Regions from separate parts of the Homo sapiens genome. Here region 2 is linked to region 1. Evidence: chromatin loops called from intact Hi-C (ENCODE). Cell type or tissue: chondrocyte. All regions are shown on one strand.

Region 1 (8,000 bases):
CCACCTCCTGGGTTCAAGTGATTCTCGTGCCTCGGCCTCCTGAGTAGCTGGGACTACAGGCTCATGCCACCATGCCCAGCTAATTTTTATGTATTTAGTAGAGGCAGGTTTCACCATGTTGACCCGAACACCTGAGCTCGAGTGAGCCGCCCGCCTCGGCCTCCCAAAGTGCTGGGAAAACAGGGGTAAACCACCGCACCCGGCTAAGGTTAACATTTAAATCAGCAGATGAGGCCGGGCACGGTGGCTCACGCCTGTAATCCCAGCACTTTGGGAGGCCGAGGCGGGCTAATCACCTGAGGTCAGGCATTCAAGACCAGCCTGGTCAACATGGCGAAACCCCGTCTCTACTAAAAATACAAAAATTAGCCGGGCGTGGTGGTGATTGCCTGTAACCCCAGCTACTCAGGAAGCTGAGGCAGGAGAATCGCTTGAACCCGGGAGGTGGAGGTTGCAGGGAACCAAGATCATGCCACGGCACTCCAGCCTGGGCAACAGAGTGAGAATCCATTTCAAAAACAAAAGGAAAAAAGAAAGAAATCAGCAGATGAGTGAAACAGATTTCCCTCTCTAATGTGAGTGGGCCACATCCAGTCAGTTGAGACCTAAATAGAAGAAAAAGGCTGGCCCTCCCCAAATAAGAGAGAATTTTTATTGCCTGGTGGTCTTTGAACTGGAACATCAGCTTTTTTCTCGCCTTTGGGATCAAACTGAAACATTGATTCTTCCTTGGTCTCAAACCTGCTGCCCTTTGGACTGGAGATACATCATTGACTTTCCTGGCTCTCAGGCATTGGGACTCAGACTGGAACTAAACCATTGGCTCTCCTGGGTCTCCAACTTGCCAACCCAACCTGCAGCTCTTGGGACTGGTCAGACTCCATAATTGTGTGAGTCAATTCCTTATAATATGTCAGTCTTTCCTATCTGCCCTCTTTCCTAGTTCTGTTTCTCTGGAGAATCCTAGCTAATACAAAATCTTTCCTTAGCAGGCTGGGCACGGTAGCTCATGCCTGTAATCCTAGCATTTTGGGAGGCTGAGGTGGGTGGATCGCTTGAGGCCAGGAGTTCGAGACCAGCTTGTATAACATGGCAAAACCCCATCTCTACTAAAAATACAAAAATTATCCCGGCATGGTGGCTCACGCCTGTAATCCTGGCTACTTGGGAGGACATTGAAAACTTCCTCTTTTTTTTTTTTCTTTTTAAAGCCATATAACATTATATTGTCTGTACCAAATTTATTTAAGAAGTCTTCTATTTATGGACATTTGAGTTATTTCCAATCTTTTGCTATCACAAGAATGCAACAATAAATAACCTCATACACTCATGATTTAGTATCATGGGGAAGTATATCTAAATGATAAATTCCAGAACTGGGGTTCCTAGATCAAAGAATATATGCATCTGTAATCTTTGTTGTGTTTTTTTTCCTCTCTCTTTTTTCTTTTTTGAGTCAGAGTCTCGCGCTGTGGCCCAGGCTGGAGTGCAATGACACTATCTTGCCTCACTGCATCCTCTGCCTCCCGGGTTCAAGCGATTCTCCTGCCTCAACCTCCTGGGTAGCTGGCATTACAGGCACCTGCCACCACGCCCAGCTAATTTTTTGTATTTTTAGTAGAGATGGGGTTTCACCATGTTGGCTGTGTGTGTGTGTGTGTGTGTGTGTGTGTTTTCTCTTTTTTTGTGTGTGCATTTGTAATCTTGATAGCTGTTGTGAAATTGTCCTCTACAAGGGCATGGCTCAGAGGAGAGGCTGAAGACTGGTAGTCCGTTGCCCTGCTTTGTTTGGTTAGCATGGTGTAGCGTTTTTTACAAAATTGCAAATTTTTATGTTGATGAGGATGTGAAGCAACAGAAACTCTTATACTCTGCTAATGGGAGTGTAAGTAAGTACAGTCATTTTGGAAAACAATTTGCCAGTTTCTTTTAAAATTAAACACATGCCATGGCTGGGCATGGTGGCTCAAGCTTGTAATCCCAGCACTTTGGGAGTCTGAGGTGGGTCGGTCACCTGAGGTCAGGAGTTCGAGACCAGCCTGGCCAACATGGTGAAACCCCGTCTCTATTAAAAATACAAAAAAATTGGCCAGGCACGGTGGCTCATGCCTGTAATCCCAGCACTTTGGGAGGCTGAGGCAGGCAGTTTACCTGAGGTTGGGAGTTCGAGACTAGCGTGACCAACATGGAGAAACCCGTCTCTACTAAAAATACAAAATTAGCCGGCGTGGTGGCACATGCCTGTAATCTCAAAAAAAAAAAAAAAATACAAAAATTAGCTGGGTGTGGTGGCATGTGCCTGTAGTCCTGGCTACTGGGGAGGCTGAGGTGGGAGGAGTGCTTGAGCCCAGGAGGCAGAGGTTGTAGAGAGCTGAGATCGCACCACTGCATTCCAGCCTGGGTGACAGAGTAAGACTCTGTCTCAAAAAAAAAAAAAAAGTGGAATTACTCATTTCATTTATCATTTTTATTAGGTACTGCCAAGCAGTTTTCCAATGAGGTTATAGTTGTTTAATTTTTAATTAAAAAGAATAGAGGGCTGGGCACAGTGGCTTGTGCCTCTGGTCTGGTCCCAGCACATTAGGAGCCCAAGGTCGGGGGATCGCTTGAGGCCAAGAGTTTGAGACCAGCCTGGGCAACATAGTGAGACCCTGTCTCTGAAAAATAAAAAAAAAAACAAAAAACCGTGTGTTTGGAGTTGTAGCAAGTGTTGTGTTTTTTTGTTTTTTTTTAAAAGTCACCAGGTTCTCATGGTGAGTGGATTTTTTTTTTTTTTTTTTTGGAGATGGAGTCTGGCTCAGTCGCCCAAGCTGGAGTGCAGTGGCGCAATCTCGGCTCACTGCAAGCTCCGCCTCCCGGGTTCACGCCATTCTCCTGCCTCAGCCTCCCGAGTAGCTGGGACTACAGGCATCAGCCACCATGCCCGGCTAATTTTTTGTATTTTTAGTAGAGACGGGGTTTCACCGTGTTAGCCAGGATGGTCTTGATCTCCTGACCTCATGATCCGCCCATCTCAGCCTCCCAAAGTGCTGGGATTACAGGCGTGAGCCACCACGCCCGGCCGTGAGTGGATGTTTTATACGTGCTCCATCTGTTCTCCTAACCTGGAGTTGTTCCTGATTCTTCTTGTCCTGCCTCTGTCTCCAGGGGGCCTGGTAGGGGCCTGTGGTTTCCCTTGCAGAGCCATCTATCTTTGGTAAGGCCCTCCGCACAGGAAGCCCCAGAGCCTGGGCACTACTCGTGTGGTAACACAGACACATTGGGCAGTGATGGGGCAGCCAGGTAACTCCTGCCCTGACTTCCTCCTGACACAAAGAGTCTAATTTTCTCCTGGAGGCTTTCCAGAACCATCTTTGGCCTTCCCTGAGAGCATGTAGTATCCCTAGGCATGGGCAGCTCTGTATTTCAGCTCCTCCCAGTGGGCCAGACTGCCCGATGCCTGGGAGTGTGAGGAACATTTGGCAAGGACAGGAGACCACAGTTCTTTGTGTGTGGTGTCCCTCCTACACTAAACTGTGAGTGCCTTCCACTCCACAGAGCCTAGCACAATAACTTACTCATCAGATACATTCAGTAAATGTTTGCTGAAAGGAGTTGACAATTCGGAAATAACCCCGGGCTGTGCAGTTAGCAGCCAGTTTGTGTTTGAGAGAGCCCACACCAGAGATGGTTTTGAGAAGTTGGCTAGAAAGACTTTTGAAAAAGGCAGGCTTGGGCCAGGCGCGGTGGCTCATGCCTGTAATCCCAGCACTTTGGGAGGCTGAGGCAGGCAGATCACTTGAGGCTAGGAGTTTGAGACCCACCTGACCAACATGGTGAAACCCTGTCTCCACTAAAAATACAAAAATTAGCCCTGGGTGTGGTGGCGCGCACCTAGAATCCCAGCTACTTGGGAGGCTGAGGCAGGAGAATGGCTTGAACCCGGCGGGGGAGGGGGTGGAGGCTGTAGTCAGCCGAGATGGCACCACTGAACTCAAGCCTGGGCGACAGAGTGAGACTCTGTCTCAAAAATAAATAAATAAATAAATAGGCAAAACTTATCTTGGTTGAAGAGGGCTTGAATTTTGGCTATGAGAAGAGAGCGGGGAGGGCCTTCCAGGTTGGAAGGTGGGATAATGAGGGGGAGGGGATCACAAATGTCTGCACAGACCCAGAAGGTAACTAACCGTGAGAAACAGGGATTAGCGGGGACTATGGTAAATTTATGTGCTCTTAAAGGGGCTTGTAATGCCAGGCTGGAAAGTGAGCCCATGTTGTCAGATCTTCTGATATTTCAAAAGCCACGAAACCAGATTCCTGATTCCAGAAAGAGGCGGAGGAGGCAGGAGGGGGAAGGACTTCTTTTAAAAAGCCCCATGTGAGCTAAACAAAATACACCTACGGGCCACTTTGGGCCCACCGTCTGCCAACTTTAGACTTTCAAGACAAGGTCTAAAGGTAGTGTGGTGGGAGTGGGTAGAGTGGGCAGGAGTGGATGGGCTGAGATCAGAATGTGAAAAGCTCTCAATGTAAGCGCTGTCTCTCAAACGCGAGGGCACATGAGTCACCCAAAGTGCTGCTGAAGTTTGTGAAGCGCTACTGGAGGCAGTCCCAGAGGGCTTTGGAGCAGGAGAGGGACGCGATGAAAACAAGAGCTCAGAAAGATTAATTTGCCAACAGTGTGCAGACTGGAGATCAGCAGACAGGTTATGGGCCACAGGGTGGCAGACTTGAGGGCTCCTTTAAGGCAGCGACCCCGGCCCTGCTGAAGGGAGGCTGGCCTTCGGCCGCCCAGGCCGTCTCTCTAGTTCCGTTGGAAGCAAGGCGCTGCGTGCTCCGGACGGCTTACTGAGGGCACTTTGGGGAATCCGTCCCCACGGGCGAAGTATAGGTGGGGTGTTCGCGAACCGGCGGGCGGAGAGCACCGGCAAGAACCCCCGCAGACCGGAGGGCCACGCCTCTCGCTCCTCGGCTCATTGCAGGCGCCCACATCCCACCCCGCGGTGCTGAGCGAGGCGCATCTCGCTGCCATGGCGACCGCCTCCATGGAGACCGGGAGCAGAGGCTGCGGTCCCCGGGGGCGCGTCACAGGCTCTCCCAGCCCCCAGCCCGCGTGCCTTCTTTGTTCTGATGCTTCTCCAGGCCGGGCCAGGCACCCGGGACGCGTCTCGGGCCCGCACGGGGGTTGCTTCTTTCGAGACAGGGGATGGGGTGGAAGGGGAAGAGGTCCAAACCCTGGGGTCGAAACAGGAGTGATGGAGGGTTCCTCAGCTCCTGAACGAGACCAACACGGCCCGTATCGATGGCCGAAGCCGGCGTGGAAGCCCAGGGAGAAAGGCCACCTTCGGGAGCTCCACCCAGCCCCGAGACGCGCCCGACAGCCCTCCCGAGAGCGAAGGGCCCAAGGGAGGTGCGTCCTAAGCAAGGTTCAAGGCTAGAGGCGCTATCCCCCAGGCGGAAGAAGGAGCGGGGGCGGGGCCTATCCGAGGCCCTCCTTCTCCCTCTTCGAGTGGTCGGTTCTGGCCCCTGGCCTAGTTGGGCCGCCTGCCCGTCTTCCTCGCGAGAGCTCGCCCGGCAGGCGCGGACTAGCAGGGCGCTGCCTCGGCGACCCTGGCACGTGACGTAGGCGGCCCTCGCCAGTTGGCCGTTCTTTGGAGCCCGCTCATTGGTCCGGAGCGTCCCTCGCCCCACCCTCCCAGATCAACCAATGGGCGGAGGCGGGGGCGTGCCGACGGGAGGGCGGCCGCGGCGCGGGGCTCCCTTCCTCGTGCTCGGCGTTGAGCTCCTGCAGCCGCCGCCGCTGCAGTGGTCGTCCCTGCCCTCCCCGGCCCCGGGGTGCACCCCGCAAGGTGAGGCCACCCCTCTGCTCCCTGCCTCCCGGTTCCTTCCCGTTCGCCGAGGTCCCCTCCCGGTCCCGGCCCTGTCCTGAGCAGTCAGTGCCTGGGACCCCAGCGGCCGTGATGGCAGGGCTGGGGTGGGGGGCTCCGCTGTCGGGGCCGGGCCTGGAGGACTCCCCAGCACCTGAACTAGAGTGATGTCAGGTTCCCGGGGCGCAGTGACCGTTAGCTGGTGCAGCTGGGGTGTTTTCCGCGAAGCGATTGTCCGGGGGCATGAGTGCGGTAGTGAGGGCGGGGGCGTAATGGGGTCAGCGCCCCCTCCTCCCCACGACCCTGTTCATTGCCGCTGCCTCGCTGCATGACCTTGGACCAGTAGCATCTCTGAGCCTCCGAGCCTCAGCACCCTCAGGAAGGAGGGCAGTGATGTCTGGGAGTGCGGGCTCCGGAGACTCCTGCGTCAGCCGAGGTGAGTGAAGGTGGGGAGTGCACAGGATTATCTCCGAGGGACAGAGCCGCCGCCTCGCAGCTCAGGATGGATTGGATGGGGGGGATGTCCGATTACATTTCCCCCCTCCCCCTGAGATGACAAGAATGGGGTGTGGCGGGGGTGCCACACCCACAGGGATGGCTGCCGGAGAGGATAAAGGGTCCTACACCTGGACCCTTGGGGCCTCGGGGGCTTGGGCTGCACCTCCCTCCCGGTGGTATGAAGGAGGAGGGACTGGATTTAGGTTCTGGACCCGTGTTTCCATTAGTAAGCAGGGACTGAGAAAGGGAAGTCTCCGCTTGCCTTTCTTCTTGAATCTTGGCACTGGAAAGTGGAGGTAGGGCATTTTTCTGCTCCGGGGAGTTGAAGAAAGTCGGGGCAGCACCCCATCCCTCTCCCATTCTGGTCTTTTGTGGAGGGAAAATGTAGCTGGATATCCCCCCACATTCTATCCATCCTGAGCTACGAGGCAGCAGCCCTGTCCCTGGGAGATAATCCTGTGTGCTCCCACCCTCACCTTGGCTGACCCCCTGGATCCAGCCTGGCCTCTGCTTCTTGGGACCTCTGGATCACAGGCCCAGGGCAGGGCCTAGGTGGGGCATGCTATCTGGAGGCTAAGCACCCACTAGCTGAGGGCAAAGTGGGGAGAATGCTGGGCAGAGGAGGGCAGCACTTGTTGGGGAGGCAGGAAGGTGTGGGTGGTGAGGGTCCCTTCTCCATATTCCCCCACCCCCACCCCCAGCACCTCACTGTTAGAAGGAGAGAGAACAGCCATACTTATCTTTGCACCTTTGGCCCACTGGAGGGAGAAGGAAATTAAATCACATTAAAGCTGAGTTGATGTGAAGCTGCCACAACTACTGACCTCCAGCCTTGCCTTTCCAGGCTTTGTTCTGAGTATGTGTGGCCTCTGCTGTGTCCAGTCCTGAGAGTCAGCGGGTCAGTGTGGCCCCATCTCAAGGCCTCAATGGCTGTTCTTTTCACAGGCGTGAGCTTTAATGGGAGGCTACACAGTGCTTCTGCTGGACTGAGTGCTTGAGCCAGGACTGAGCCCCAGGCTGGGGTAGGAGAGGAAGAGGTAGGGAGGGTGGAAGGTTGCGGAGTTCCTGGCTCAGAGAGAAAGACCTCGAACCACAATGAGAATGGGGACTGAAGAAGGAATGAGAAATGAGGTCTCAGACGTTGGGAGCATGCTGACCAGAGGTGAATGGGTGTAGCTCCTCTTCCTGCACCCTGGGCTGGGGCCTGGAAGCTTGCTGACACTCCATCTCATGGGGAAGGGTATAATTTTTTTTGCTGGCGGGGAGGCACCATGTTCCTCCCTAGTCATTTCCCAGTTTCCCAGGATGTTCATTCTGCACATCTTCCTTGTGACCCCCTCTGGTTAGGGGGACTGGAAACTCCCAGCATCTGTTCTCTGACCCTCCCTAGGGACCTGGCTGCTTTGGGAGTGGGAGAAGGGGGAGGCAGGAGGAGGGAGGCCCCCTCACCCCTTGAGCTGTTTTCCAAGAAGGCTGACGTCCCTGGGGCCCACTCTAAGGGTCACTCCTGGCTCCTCCAGGATTGGCCTGAAGTGCCTCTCTGACGGTGCTGCTGAAACTGCTGTTGCTTTAGAAACCAGGCCTTTGGGGGTTTGCTTTTGCAGAGATGGGGGGTGCATTGTCACAGAGCTTCAGGCACAGTTGCAGCAAACC
Region 2 (8,000 bases), 210 kb after region 1:
AGGCAACTGAGAGGCACAGCTGCATCTCCTGCCGCCTTGGTATGTCACAGCCATCTCTCCTCCTCCTTCCTGCCTCCCTCAAAACCTCAATGAAAACCAAGGAAGGCACAGCTCACCCAATGCTGTTGATCCACTTAAAGCATGAAGAAATGCTGTGAATCGAAGTTTCTTTTTCAGTAAATTATTTCATAAAATTAAACCAAAACTATGGCCTTTTAGTAGCTGGCCTCCCTCAGGGTCTCCTGCCACCTACCCAATCCTGTCTCACACACACAGATACTTACATATCAGGGTTCAAACATACCACTGGAATCACATAAAATGAAAACATTACAACTCAGGCAAGGCATTCCCAATTTTGACTCATGATTAAATTATATTTTATGGTAAAGTCTCAACTTCTCTGAGTTTGAATAAAACCTAAGAATGTTTTATAAAAAATTCATTTGTTTGCTAGTTATGACTGTACTAATACCTGCCATTTAGCAAATGTCTATTATGTGCCAAATCCTGTGCTAGGAGAACTAGGAACACAAACGAAGACAGTTGAGGCCAGGCTCCCACAGGCATGATAATGACAAAATGGTCCCACTGCGTTTCAGATGAAAATCTCAAGAGGCACTTGCTAGAAAGCTTTAAGGGTCTTCTGTACTGAGGAAGTTCAAGATTATGATTTATAATAACACTTCAAATTAGCAAGGTGGCCAGAAATCCTTCCATTTTAGTCTCTAGCTGTCAAATGTTCTCATAGTAAAACCATACACATTGCTAAAAAACGAAATAATTACCTTATATAAGATAGCACCTTTTCCTAGTAGCTAGTTCCTAAATTGTCTCAACTCTTCCTTCACAACATCTCCAAAATATGTCACCTTCTCACTTTTCCTTTTTTTTTTTTTTTTTTTTGAGATGGAGTCTCGCTGTCGCCCAGGCTGGAATGCAGTGGCATAATCTTGGCTCACTGCAATTTCCGCCTCCTGGGTTCAAGTGATTCTCCTGCCTCAGCCTCCCAAGTAGCTGGGACTACAGGTGCCTACCACCACACCTGGCTAATTGTTTTGTATTTTAGGAAGAGACGGGGGTTTTGCCATGTTGACCAGGGTGGTCTGGAACTCCTGGGCTCAAGTGATCGGCCCTCCTCGGCCTCCCAAAGTGCTGGGATTACAGGCGTGAGCCACCGTGCCCGGCCTCTCATCTTTCCTAATCTAAGTGAAATTACCTCATCTGTCTTCCATCGTTACAACAGAAATTTCAAAAGCCAAAGGAATTCTAACATGATGCAGGCATTATAACGCTTAAACATCCTTAGGATTTATATGGCTTAGAATTTTAAAAAAGGGAAAGTAGACAGCAGTAGTAATAGCAGAAACTGAATGAGAAAAATTAATAATGTGATTAGGCTGTTTAACTTCTTAAAAATCTTTAAAGCACACTGTAAGGAACAAGTAGAGTGGCCACTCTGAATCTCCCTTATTTGACTGAGACTTCTCCAAGGGCCGATTTTTTGAAGAGCTCTGGTAGTTTGGGCCAGGCATTTTTGAGCGATAAAATGCAATGAACTGCAGACTTCTGATTATCCAGAGCCTACAGACTTGAGCTATATTAAACTTCACAATCTCTCCACCTCTGTTCTCCTACCTTATCCCCCCATCTGAAGTGCCCTCTCTCCTCTTTTCCAAACTTCTTACTATTCAGATACAACTACTAGGAACTTGACAACCTAAATACCACTAACAATAACAAAGGACATAAGACAATGACATGCACGTAACTTTTGTTGCCCCAGGCACTCAGACCACACCAAAAAGCATGCTCTTGCGTGCTAACAAAACCAGATCAATAAACATGGCATTCAAAGTAATTCACCTCCACATCAAATATTTTAAACATAAATCAGAAAATTTATACCCACATAATCCTGTAAAAAAACTACTGGGATGAGGGAATCTTGTGAATAATATGTTGAGTCCAATTCCACTTTACTTTTCTCTTTTTTTTTTTTTTTTTTTTTTTTGAGACAGAGTCTTGCTCTGTTGCCAGGCTGGAGTGCTGTGGCGCGATCTCGTCTCACGGCAACCTCCAACTCCCTGGTTCAAGTGATTCTCCTGCCTCAGCATCCCTCGTTCAAGCGATTCTCCTGCCTCAGCCTCCCAACTAGGGGGGATTACAGGCACGCACTACCAAGCCCAGCTAATTTTTGTACTTTTAGTAGAGATGGGTCTTTACCATGTTGGCCAGGATGGTCTTGATCTCCTGACCTCGTATTCCACCCGCCTCGGCCTCCCAAAGTGCCAGAATTACAGGCGTGAGCCACCGTGCCCGGCCCTTTATTTTCATTTTAAACACAAAAGAAAAGGAGCAATCACTTCTCCAATTACCTGTTGTGTAAGACTGCTGAATGGCCAAATCTGTTGACATCATGGTGGAGATCAGGTCTGGGAAGCACTGACCAGCGGTCACAGGCTAGGAGAAAGAAAAATATATTTTTAAACGGACTACCATTTCTAATCAACAGGACCTGACATTTTCTTTGGGAAAAATACTACAACAAAGAGAACCTCATAAAACATGCCTCTCAATTTTCTCAGTTACAACATCATTTCTGGGTTAAAATGAAGCAGCAGCAGAGCAACAGGGCATGGAAGAAAGGCGGGATCATACCACAATTCTAACTAGCAAACGCACCCGAAATCCATGACATCTGGATCACTCACCCAACTGCCTATCAGTTTGATGCACTAGAATTGAGACAGAGTCTCGCTCTGTCACCCAGGCTGGAGTGCAGTGGTGTGATCTCAGCTCACTGCAAGCTCCTCCTCCCAGGTTCACGCCATTCTCCTGCCTCATCCTCCCAAGTAGCTGGGCCTATAGGCGCCTGCCACCATGCCTGGCTAATTTTTTTTATTTTTAGTAGAGATGGGGTTTCACCGTGTTAGCCAGGATAGTCTCAATCTCCTGACCTCGTGATCTGCCCACCTGGGCCTCCCAAAGTGCTGGGATTACAGGCATGAACCACCACGCCCAGCCAAGAATGTTTTTTAAAGCAAGCAAATTTTACATTCTACAAAGCTTATGTCAGCAAAACATGGGTTTCATAATTATTTTCCACTCTTTTCTATATTGATTTGCTCAAATTTAGTAGCTAAAATGGAAAAATAAAGGTGGAAAATGAAATTTCAAGAAATTTAAATGTCACCTAATTTTTACAAAGTCCTTTCCTAGATCCCATAGATTGATTAATTTTCCCTTGTTGTGACCCATACTAGCAACTTCTCTTCTGGATCTAATACCAACTGGTGCTGCTATACCATGCCAACCTCACACTCAGTGTCTCACTCTTTGAGCCCTTAAATATGTGCCGGTCTTTTCCACCTCTGTGTCTCTGCAAACTGGGTTTCCTCTGCCTGGAGAGTGCTGCCTAACTTCACCTACCTGACACCTAGTGTCCCCAAGGACCCAGAGAGGATGGCCCCTCCTTAAGAAAGTGTTCCCTGTTTATCACTCTACCCTCCATGACTTAAAGGGTACTCAGAGGTGCTCTCATACATTCTTTTCAGCCAGAAACACCCTGAAGTGCAATTCTATTGTCTGCTCATTTCTCTACCTCTTCTACTTTGAGGCTAAGGGCTTTAAGTTATTCATCTGATCTCCTCAATGTACAAACTGAGTGGCTGGCACACAAATGTCTGTTAAAAACGAATGTCTGACTTGGAATAGTCAAAATCACAGAGACAGACTGTAGAATAGTGGTTGCCAGGCATTGTGGGGAGGAAGAAATGGGACATTATTGTTTAATGGGTATACAGCTTCAGTCTTACAAGATGAAGACAGTTCTGAAGATGGATGGCGGTGATGGATTTATAACATTATGAATGTGTTTAGTATCACTAAACTAGACATTTAAATATAGTTAGGATGGTAAATTTTATGTGTATTTTACCACAATCAAAAAAATAATAATTTGTTTAAAATGAACATCTGACAATTTTTATGAAAGAGATCATCCGGTATGCATTTGCTTTGCATGAACAAATACTGCCCTCTTCTGGTCTGGTATATTGCCACACCAAGACCATGTGAGAAACCAGTTTTCTAGGGAATGAGATAAAGCTAATACGTGAACCAATTTTAACACAATGCTGGTGGTTGCAACTATGTAACACTACCAGGTAGGCATAACATGACAAAGGAGAGACTAGACACCTCAACTCAGCCTTAAAAATTAGCATTCAAGCAATTAACAGGAGTGATTTCAAAAAGAATTTAATGTAGAAATAATTTTTACCAGATGTGTAACATTAGTCAAATGAATATAAAAAATACCATTTGGACCTCTTTCAAATGGCCTGATCATTTTGAACTGGCAATATTTTCAGTCTCCTTTTAAATGCTGCTTATAGTATAGGCAAAAAGATGCCTGAAGAGAAAATGGTTTTGGGAAACTTACCAATGTCATAGGCCATGAAATCTGAAGAGAAGCATTTGGCGCCATGGCTCATAGATGTGTCATTGTGTGTGTTTCCTCCAAACACCAGCATGGTTCCACTCACTATCACAGCTGTGTGCAAGTAACGGAAAAATCGGCTGTCCTTAAGAATGGTCCTTTTGAGTTTATTTAGAAATAATAAATACAAGGTTAGTTTTTAAAGAATATTTATGTATCTGCTAATGCAAGCACAACCACTTTATTAACCTCAGACCCAAATGTACAAATCCTTCCAGAGTTTTCCCTACATAAAAGTAAGTTTTTCAACAATAAATACAGATAATTTTAAAGACCTGTAAGAGTTTTGGCAAAATATATTAAGAACCTTAAACTCTTCATACCCCGTAGCTATATAATTCCAGTTTCTGGGCAGAAATCATGTGAAATATTGACAGAAGCTTAATGCATAATGGTTTCTTAATGACATAAAAACTAGAAAGAAACCAAAACTTTCACCTGCATAGTCTCAGCATACCCACAAAATGGAGTATTGCACAGCTACTAAAAATGATTATTTTTATGACAGAATATAAAACAGTACCCATAGCAAGGTATCAAACATGTGAGGAAAAAGAGGAGAAACCATCGCTTTATAATTACATTATTTCGTAACTCAAATTTGCTTTACATTTGTTAAAAAACTCTAAGTATTTTCTAACCAACCTGCTACAGAATTACAGAATAACGTAACAAAATAAATACTAGCTACTTTATTACCCTCTGTTTATTTCCCAATTTCTCTATATATAATGCCGAACAGAATTATCTGCCAGGCATGAAAACAAAAAGATAGCACAATATTTTCTCCACAATTGCCTCTACAGAATTTACACCTTAAAGTGAAAGCTCAAGAAAAAGTACCCACCACATCTGGGTATCCACATCATATCGGTAGAGATCATCTGCAAGCCGGTACTTATTGGCACTGAAAGCCTTGTAGCCACCATGAACGTATAGGGCCCTGGTCCTATGGTCGTAAACACTGCTATGGCCGTAACCCCCTTGCACAAGGGCACCCTGGGTGTGTAATATACTCCATGTGTTCTTATCTGGAAAGGAAAGACAGTTAAAGGCAAGCATGGCAGGCTCCTCCTCTCTACTACTGAAAATGTCCAAAGAGCTTAGGGCATGAGAATGGATTTCAGGAGACCTGATACATATACTTTTTTATCTTTATATTTTAAAGAAAGCCACCTAAAACTTATAACAAAGCCATGTGGCCCAATTCCAGTCTGTTCTATGTTCTGATGTTCTAATATGCCATGTAGGAAAAGAATTAACTAAATTTAAAACACTCAGGGCCAGGCGAAGTGGCTTACATGTGTAATCCCAGCACTTTGGGAGGCTAAGGTGGGAGGATCACTTGAGGCCTGCTATGTTGGCCAGCCTGGGCAACATAGCAAGATCCCATCTCTACTAAAATTAAAAAATTAGCCAGGAGTGGTGGCACGCACCTGTAGTCCCAGCTACTAGGGAGGCTAAGGTGGGAGGATCACTTGAGGACAGGGCATCAAGGCTGCAGTGAGCTATGATTGTGCCACTGCACTCCAGCCTGTGTGAGAGAACAAGAGCCTGTCTCAATAAATAAAATGTTCACTCAAATGAACATTTAATTCCCTACAACCTTTGGTGACCAATATACAGATATATTTTATAGGCCTACTTTCACAAAATGTTAATTATACCTGGTATTCCTACTGCACAACAACAGATACAATGAAATTTAACCAAGGGAAATATTTCATATTAAGGGTAAATCATACTCCACTAAACCAATCTCTAAAGGGCTGGGCAAATATTTTTTTTCTTCAATATTTATTGTTTTGAACCATTTTTATTTATTTATTTTAAATACCCAAAGCACTTTGCGTCATCTTTGGCTCCTTACCAAATTGACAGTAACAAATACATACTACATAGGAGCATCGATAATCTGCATTTCACTGGTAATACATCAATGTTAACTATGTTGCTTTTGTTTGTTTGTTTGTTTGTTTGTTTTGAGACGGAGTCTCACTCTGTCCCCCAGGCTGGAGTGCAGTGGTGCAATCTTGGCTCACTGCAACCTCCACCTCCCGGGTTCAAGCGATTCTCCTGCCTCAGCCTCCTGAGTTGCTGGGATTATAGGTGCCCGCCACCAGGACAGGCTAATTTTTGTATTTTTAGTAGAGACAGGGTTTCACCATGTTGGTGCCAGGCTGGTCTTGAACTCCTGACCTTAGGTGATCCGCCCGCCTCAGCCTCCCAAAGTGCTGGGATTACAGGAGTGGGCCACCACGCCTGGGCCCAGTGTTTACTATGTTTCAAGATAAAGTACCGAATCAAGATTAGGTTGAACTTTTCTAAACAGTCAAAATAATAAGCTTAGAGGTTTTAAATCTGATGTTCAAAAGGCATCTACTGGAAAAAATATACCTACCCAAATCATATTCCTGCACATTGCTTATATATCCATAGAGAGGGCAGTGACCAAAGATGACCAGCATGACCACTCGGCCATTCTTCAGTGTAACAATGTGTGCAGAGTGCCCAACCACTGCATACTGCTCCTTTGCCTTAGGGGTCAACAACACCCATGACTCATTATGAATGTGAAAAACTCTCAACTCATTGGTCACATTCCCAGTTGAATCAATTTTTCCTCCATACATGTAAATTTTATCCTAGGAAAAAAATGCAAACAAAATTTTTAAAAACATTGAAAAGATTAAATCTGAGAACAGAGAAGAACAAAAGCTCAATATTATTCTCAGCTTAAAAAAGGTTAGTCAAGAAACTAAAAATAGAACTACCCTATGATCCAACAATTTCGATACTGGGTATATATCCAAAAGAATGGAAATGAACATATCAAAGAGATATCTGCACTCCCATGTTAATTGCAGCACAATTGACAATAGCCAAAACATGGAATCAACGTGTCTATCAATGGATAATTAGATAAAGAAAATGTGGTGTATATATACACAATGGAGCATTATTCAGCCGTTAAAAAGAATGACATCCAGTCATTTTGTAGCAACATGGACTGAACTGGAGGTCATTATGTTAAGTAAAATAAGCCAAGCACAGAGACAAATATCACATTATCAATCATATGTGGGAACTAAAAAAGTGGATCTCATGAAGATAGAGAGTAGACTGGTGGTTACCAGAGGCTGGCAGGCTGGTGGGGGAGAATGAAGAAGGAAAAAAAGAATGTAAATATATTTATTACCACCAAACTGTACACTTAAAAATGGTAAAGATGGTACCATTATATACGTATATTTTACCTCAGTAAAAAATAAATTAAAAAAAATTTTAAGGGTTAGCAAAAGGCGCCTTTCAGTGAGTTACTAGGAAAAGGATAAAAAAAGGGAAAAGGGAAATAAAACTAATCATATTTTACATCTCTAATACTTCACCAGTTTTCTTGGACTTCCTCACATGAATCTTTTATAGTATAAAAGGACTTGGAAAAATAAAGTTGCCTCATCCTACCATCTATCTATAAAAATGAGGAAATGAAAAT

Evidence for each region. A loop is a pair of places that touch in the nucleus more often than their neighbours do. Peaks named below come from ENCODE experiments on the same cell type or tissue, not always from the same donor. Only the 100,000 strongest peaks of a DNase experiment are listed, where the experiment ranks them.
Region 2: a loop joins it to region 1, with 8 times the contacts of the local background. A loop is called at or near these places in 3 of 110 quality-filtered maps.

Annotation. Positions count from the first base shown.
Region 1 is chr20:3,765,494-3,773,493 of GRCh38, reverse strand. ADISSP (adipose secreted signaling protein) reads left to right here and starts at 5,741. Exons shown (of 6, transcript NM_001258429.2): 1 at 5,741-5,831. RefSeq lists enhancers at 4,407-4,456, 5,118-5,704, 5,832-6,596 and a silencer at 5,607-5,846. In chondrocyte, CTCF peaks have their summits at 4,501 and 4,707 (motif pointing right); DNase peaks (open chromatin) are centred at 216, 3,173 and 5,563.
Region 2 is chr20:3,559,811-3,567,810 of GRCh38, reverse strand. It overlaps ATRN (attractin), which reads right to left. Exons shown (of 29, transcript NM_139321.3): 8 at 6,906-7,149; 9 at 5,352-5,535; 10 at 4,448-4,602; 11 at 2,379-2,463. Among named protein-coding and RNA genes, the nearest start is that of ATRN, 93 kb to the right of the region's middle. In chondrocyte, a CTCF peak has its summit at 4,042 (motif pointing left); no DNase peak of the experiment used is centred here.